Linked DNA regions of Homo sapiens: region 1 is linked to region 2. The links are chromatin contacts, found by Hi-C or POLR2A ChIA-PET in ENCODE. All regions are on one chromosome and are shown on one strand. The core of a region is the stretch at or near the end of the contact, and the rest is flanking DNA. Distances in the headings are between cores, read along the strand shown.

Region 1 (3,915 bases), core at 152-2,651, 40 kb after region 2:
TTACATATATTTTTCATTCACTCTTGCAAACTTTTGCTCCAAATATAAGTTAAGCTATAAAGTAGTTATTTATATTTTTAAATAAATTATTCAAAGTAATCAATGCTAGGTTTTCCTTAATGATACACAACTTCCTAGATGTTCTTAGGAGAAAAAACTCCCTTGCATCACACAAAGCCAAAATATTGCTACCTTGAATATCACATTTCTTATCCCGGTAAGTTTGGGACAGTTTATCTGGCTCTCTCAAGGACATCCAGCTAGTTGATCAGAGTTCAAATACTGCTCTGTTTATTTTGTTATACAGATATTCCATGGTAATTTCTCCCAAGCTTAGATAAAATATTTCCTCAAACTTTTATTATGATGATTTCATTCTAGGGTTAATGCAGTGTTCTGAAAGAATAAAATCAGTTTTGAAATGAAGTATATTTTAATACGATTCTGACGTATCAATTCTATTTCGCCTGAAAAAATCAGTTCGGGGTACCATACATAGAGTTAATCACCAAAGGTATTAGGAAGTGATTACTGGATAGATTAAGAACAGGTGATGGGATGTAGGTTAATTAGAATTAAGTTCAAATATACCTTGAATTAAGTTCAAATATACTGACCCATCTTCCTCCCCAACCTCCAACTATCCATGGACACTTTGCATGTGTATATTTACAAATTACAAAGAAATTGGCAAACTAGCCCCGATTAAATAGTGCAGAGAAACAAGAGATGAGGAAAAACGGCAGGGAAGCTACGAAAAGAAAAAATAAAATAAATAAAAGATGGCAGGATAGAAGCAGCTCAGGTGTGCTGCTCTCGTAGAGAACAGAGGGGCTGGTGAACACTGACTCTGCAGGCCGATCGGCTGAGAAACCATGCTGGGATCAATTAAGGCAGCAGGGGACACAGAAAGCAGGGAAGAGTGAAGCTGGCACCAGCCTGTCTGGGTTCAGCATGGAGCCAGGAGAACCTCTCCAACACAGGAAACTGAATGAGTGACAGCCCCTTGGGACACTCACGCTCTCCACAGGGACCTGTGTAAAACTGAATGAGAGAATCCTCCTGGCATCCCCGGTCTCCCCACTGCACTTCTAGACTGAGGCAGAAAGTCAACTGGACATATTGCCGGGACAACTCTTGATTCCAAGGGAACCTCTACAAGCCTTGTGCCCTGGAGCAGACCAGCACTGGTGCCATAGCCCCAGTGGAGGCCACAGTTGTGGTGCCAACAATAAGATTGCTCCACCTCACCTTGCTAGACAAGGCTCAGTGCCAGCTACTGGCCCAATAGTCCCACTTCTGTCCGAACTCAGCCAGTGGCTGCAGCCTCCTCTTGTTCCAGGAAACACCTGAATGGCAGAGCTGGCAACCTCACCCTCTGACACCGGTAGACAAGCAGGCAATGCTTTCTAGAGCTTCCAGCTAGCAGTACCGCTTTTGTGTGAACTCAGCCAGAGGGTGCAGCTTCCTGTTGTGGCGGGAAGCACCTGCACAGCAAAGCAGGCAACTGAACCCACTCCTGCCACTGGTAGCCAGGTGGGCAATTCCTGCTAGAGCTTCTGGCCAAGTGGTCCTGCTTCTGTTTGAACTTGGCTGGCAGGCACAGCCTCCTCTTATTGCTAGAAACATCCGGATGGCAGGGTGGGTGAATCCACTCACAGCACACTCCCCGCCCCTTGTAACCAGGCAAGTCACACCTGCTAGGGCTTCCAGCCTCGTAGTCCTACTTCAGCCTGAATTTGCCAAGGGTTGCAGCAGCCTGTTGCCCCAGAAACACCCAGCAGCACTATTCACAATAGCAAAGATACGGAATCAACCTAAATGCCCATTAACGGAAGACTGGATAAAGAAAATGTTGTATATGTACATCACGGAATACTACATAACCATAAAAAAGGATTATTTCGTGTCCTTTACAGGGACATGGTTGAAGCTGGAAACCATCATTCTCTGCAAACTGTCACAAGGACAGAAAACCAAACACCGCATGTTCTCACTCATAAGTGGGAGTTGGACAATTAGAACACATGGACACAGGGAGGGGAACATCCCACACTGGGGCCTGTTGGGGGATGGGGGTGCTGGGGGAGGGATAGCATTAAGAGAAATTCCTAATGTAGATGACGGGTTGATGGGTGCAGCAAACCACCATGGCACATGTATACCTATGTAAGAAATCTGCACGTTGTGCACATGTACCCTAGAACTTAAAGTATAAAAATTAAAAAAAAATCAGGATAGTGAGCATTCCCATCACCTCAAACATGTGTCATTTCTTTTTGGTGAGAACATTCAAAACTTTCTCTTTTAGTTATTTTGAAATACTATACAATATATTATTATTAACTATAATCACCCTACTGTGCAATGGAATGCCAGAACATTTTCCTCCTATTTAACTGTAACTTTGTTGACCAACTTCTCCCAGTCTCCCCCTTACCTCCTCTCCTTCCAAACCTCTGATAATCACTATTCTACTCTCTCCCTCCATGAGATAAACTTTCTGAAATTCCACATGAGTGAGACAACAAAATTAGCTTGGTGCAAAGTAGTTGCGGTTTTTGCCATTAAGAGTGGCAAAACTTTTAGTGGCAAAAATGGTAAATAGTTTTGCAACAAGCTAATGTTTCTCTTTCTGTGGTAGGCTTACTTCACTTAACATAATGTCTTCTAGGTTCATCCATGTGTTCAGAAATGACCAAATTTCATTTTATTTGGCTGGCTAGTACTCCATTGTATATATATATATACCCCATTTAAAAAAATCCATTCTTGCATTGGTATATACCACATTTTTTTTTTTTTTTTGAGACAGAGTTGAGCTTTGTTGCCCAGACTGGAGTGCAACTTTTGCCTCCTGGGTTCAAGTGATTACCCTGCCTCAGCCTCCCGAATAGCTGAGATTACAGTCATGCACCACCACTCCTGGCTAATTTTTGTATTTTTAATAGAGATGGGGTTTCACCAAGCTGGCCAGGCTGGTCTCAAACTCCTGACTTCAAGTGATCCACCCACCTCGGCCTCCCAAAGTGCTCGAATTGTAGGCATGAGCTGCCATGCCCAGCCTATACTACATTTTTAAAAATCCATTAACACATTGATGGATGCTTAGATTGATTCCATATCTTCACTATCATGAATATTGCTGCAAAATACTAGCAAACTGAGGGCAATAGCACATCAAAAAGATCATTCACCATGATCTAGTGGGATTCACCTAAGGGATGCCACAATGTTTCAACAGACACAAATAAAACAATTAGATACATCACATTAACAAAATGTAGAAAATAAGTGGGATCATTTTATTAGATGCTAAAAAAGCGTTTGGTAAAACCCAACATTCTTTTATGATAAAACCTGCCAACAAACTGGAGGTAGAAGACTATGCCTCAAAATCATAAAGGGCATATATATCAAACCCATAGCTAGCATAATACTGGACAAGGAACTATTGAAAGCCTTTTCTCTAAAATATGCAACAAGACAAGGATGCCCACTTTCTCCACTTGTATTCAAAATAATACTGGAATTACTGGCCAGAGCCATCAGGCAAGAGAAAGAAATAAAGGGCATCCAAATTGGAAAGGAAAAAGTCAAATTAGCCCTGTTTTCAAACCACATGATCTTATACTTAGGAAAACCTCAAGACTCAACCAAACCACTGTTAGAAGTGATAAGCAAATTCAATAAAGTTGTAGAATACAAAATCAACATACAAAAATCAGTAGCATTTATATATGCCAGCAGCAAACGATCTGAAAAAAATTAAGAAGATAATCCCATTTATAATAGCCACAAGTAATATAAAATACCTAGGAATCAATTTAACCAAAGAAGCAAAAGCAATATACAAGGAAAACTATAAAACACTAATGAAAGAAATTGAAGAGGACACAAATCAAAAGATAGTCC
Region 2 (3,521 bases), core at 848-3,347:
ATACCCAGGTAACAAGCCTGCACATGTGCCCCCTGAATCTAAAATAATAGTTTAAAAAGAAAAAAATAGCAGTATGCATTATGATCTCTGATGTATTGGTAAAGCATTAACTCGAATCCCTTTTTATATTTAGCTGTTCACTGTTAAACAGTATTATCACTTATAAATATTTATTTTCTCTTTCACTTGTAAAATAACTAACCTTTGTATGTTTATTGAACAACAGGGATTCCAATGGACTTTCAAATGCTTATAGATCCTTCAAGTTATTCACAGCAATTAAATAAGACCAAAACAGCCATTTTTCTAAAAGTTTAATTCAATCTGTATTGTATTTTAGTACTTTGTATAATTTTATAAAATATCCACACTTTCTTTCCCTTTAAAATATAGCCCGTGTGTATGTCTATAGTTTTTAAATAGACCAGGAATTATACTAAAATTATTTAATAAAACTATGGCATGTGCATTACATTCTAATTTAAACTTACTTATTTACTAGAATAAAATAGCTAACCCAACAATTGTGAATTTAATAGGTAAAACTAAAATCACTCACAATGGAAAGATACGGTGGCTCATGCCTGTAATCCCAGCATTTGGGGAGGCCGAGGTGGGCAGATACGAGGTCAAGAGACTGAGACCATCCTGGCCAACATGGTGAAACCCCACCGCTACTAAAAATACAAAAATTAGCTGGGCGTGATGGCGCGCACCTGTAGTCCCAGCTACTAGCAAGGCTGAGGCAGGAGAATCACTTGAACCCAGGAGGTGGAGGTTGCAGTGAGCCGAGATCGTGCCACTGCACTCCAGCCTGGCGACAGAGCGAGACTCTATCTCAAAAAAAAAAAAAAAAAAGAGAGAATTTATATGCACATATATATATATAAAGTTCATCATTTTAAAAATGTAAAAAATTGTTTTTAAGAGAAAATAAACTGTTAATACGTAGGTTATTGCTATGCTTTCAATTTTTTAAATTTACCCTATAAATGAATAAGTGGTAAGATGGACTATAAGTTCCAGAGCGGGATTGTCTAGTTTGGAATCTTACTTCTGCTACCCACTAATAATGTGAACTTAAGCAAGTTACTTCTAGTCTCTGTCTCAGATCCCTCATCTGTAAAACGAGCATACCAATAAGCTTTCATATGTTGTAGCTACACAATACATTTGAAGGTATTTTAAAAGCTGTTGGTACAAAGTTAGCTCTAACTAAGAGTTATCATTTCTTATGCTTTTTCTGTTTATCGGAGTTGCTACTCAGTTTGTGACCTTTTTAAGTCTACATTTATATCCAAGTTATTTTATATTAGTAGAATTAAAATGGTTAGACTGATAAGAGAATGAAGATAGAAATAAACAATATTTTCTGTTAACTTTGCATGTTTATCTACTTACATATTCAACAACATGTTAATATGTTTGTGATTTAAATTATATCAAAACAAAATCAGGGGCCATGAAATCTACTTGATTATATGTTGAAACCAAGATACTTATTTAACATTATTTATTTTAAAAACTACTCAGTCTCATGCTTAAATTCTGCATTAAGTTTCAAATTACATACCAATTAATTTTCCTAATATTCTCTGAAGGGAACTACAGAGAAGTACATGAAGGCAACATAAATATTTTGTCATGAAGATTAATTTGAAATATTAGATTGAAAGCCCAAAATAATGCATTTAGTTGGCAATGAATAAAATAGACTTACAGAATAACTGACACTAAAGTGTGTACATTCAGCTGAGAGCACCTTCACGAGCCAACTCCATGTGACTTACCTCGTTGGGATTCCTTGATTGTCAGGCAGGATACTGCAATTAATCCAGCACAGAGCACTACCAATATGGCAAAGAGAGCTGCAAACATGATTTCATAGGAGCTGAGAGAATGATGCCTAGAAGATATGCCTCTTTTCGACCCCATTTTTGGTTTTGAAGGCTTGCTAATTTAAGAACTGAAAGAGAATATAAATAATTCTACCAACTGAAGAGAAAAATCTCTCAAATTTTTAAAGATGTGTAAAGCAACAACCACCTGTCTACATGCATACCAGTCAGTGTAAGTGAGTTGTGTATGTCTCTTTGGCAAAATTATGTCTCTATACATTAAGTATCATTAAAAGGGTAGTTAATCTTTAAGAAGATATAAATGAGTAAAGATGCCTAGAGTTGTAAATGTTAACTACCTGAACAGGCCATTTGCCAAGGTGAATCAAATTAAATTCATGTTGTAAACAAAAGACATTTTATCATTTTGAGAACTATTAAGAAAAATGTGAAATTCATGACAGACAAATTAGTCACTAGGCACATGCATCTGATATTCATAGAGAGAGTTCCTAACAGATCAACCTTCTACCCTCTGACTCAGATGATTCTTAAGACACTTCTCTTATATGTTGATATAGACCTTCTAAAAATAACTTTTAGGTGCAGATGTATATAAAGCCTAACATATATATACTCTCTCTGTGTACATATACATATACATGTATTCCTTATGGAAACAATCAAAAGTGTTGCAAACTTTGTTATGTCACCCAGGTGAAGTTATGCAATGTAAGGCAGTATTACATAAGGGAAAGTACACTTAAACAAGGCGTTCTATGGCTACTCTTTATGGCCTTGTGCAGTTATTAATGAATGGTAGTACCTGTCATAAGAGGAATAAAATATGTGTTTCTATTCTAAGAAAATAGTCTGGGTGGGGAAGACATTGCTCACTTGCCCTGGACTTTATCTCTTTAAATATGCCAATTAGAACAAGAGAACAGGTTAAGATAATCATAGTTATAGTTGTAGATATATGCTTTATGGAAAAATCAAAGTCATTTTCTGATAATTAAATTACGGTTTAGCATTGGGATTATTCACACCATGAATAATGATGAGTTCAGGAACTTTAAAACACAAAAATTAAAACTAAATAAAACCGAATCTATTCTGAAGTAAACCAATGTGACTTTTATTCTGGTAAATAAAACTGGCAGGAGGTAAGAAAGTTTTAGATTGGAAACCCCTAACACACTGAAATTGTGGCATATTATAATGGGCTAAGATGAACAGTAGCTGCTTTTCTTCTTCTTTACCCATGAAAGAAGAGAATTGCCTGTTGCCCCCAAACTCAAGAATTTTTGCTGATAAAAATAGAATTATGAGTAAACAAATGTATTTCATTGAAAATATTTATATTTTTAGCTAATTGACTTAAATATATATATGAAATATATATATGAAATCAGAGACACCACTTATGGACTTGGGAGAAGTTTATTTTATTTATATTCTAGGGGACAATTACAATAGGCCAGACCCTCTGATAAAATTGGAACCTACAAAAAGCGCCTCTTGAATTTGGAAAGCCAAAGTGAAAGCACAATGACTGTTTTCTTTGTATGGCTAGTGCAGAAGCAAACCCTTTTTAGAATATCATATAGCGCTTTAAGTTACATTTCTTTTGACTTTATAGAAGGAAAGCAGAAGACAGTGAGTTCACATGTCTGCTTCAAG

The links. A loop is a pair of places that touch in the nucleus more often than their neighbours do. ChIA-PET counts read pairs that join two places held with the same protein, here RNA polymerase II (POLR2A).
Region 1: a map of OCI-LY7 shows a loop between it and region 2 (1.8-fold over the local background). The contact joins the enhancer-like site here to the promoter of TMPRSS15 in region 2. A Hi-C loop is called at or near these places in 2 of 168 maps with a recorded cell type or tissue (CD8-positive, alpha-beta T cell and OCI-LY7). POLR2A ChIA-PET finds 5 or more read pairs at or near these places in 2 of 52 experiments (OCI-LY7 and PC-3).

The regions. Positions count from the first base shown.
Region 1 is chr21:18,442,415-18,446,329 of GRCh38, forward strand. It overlaps a transcript of TMPRSS15 not described here. Among named protein-coding and RNA genes, the nearest start is that of TMPRSS15, 41 kb to the left of the region's middle. Within about 2 kb of position 1,402, at least 3 of the 41 ENCODE cell types and tissues checked have a DNase peak (open chromatin) inside an H3K27ac peak, as active enhancers do; they include OCI-LY7, where a contact is called at or near this core.
Region 2 is chr21:18,401,688-18,405,208 of GRCh38, forward strand. It overlaps TMPRSS15 (transmembrane serine protease 15), which reads right to left and starts at 2,098. Exons shown (of 25, transcript NM_002772.3): 1 at 1,791-2,098. The coding sequence starts at 1,935.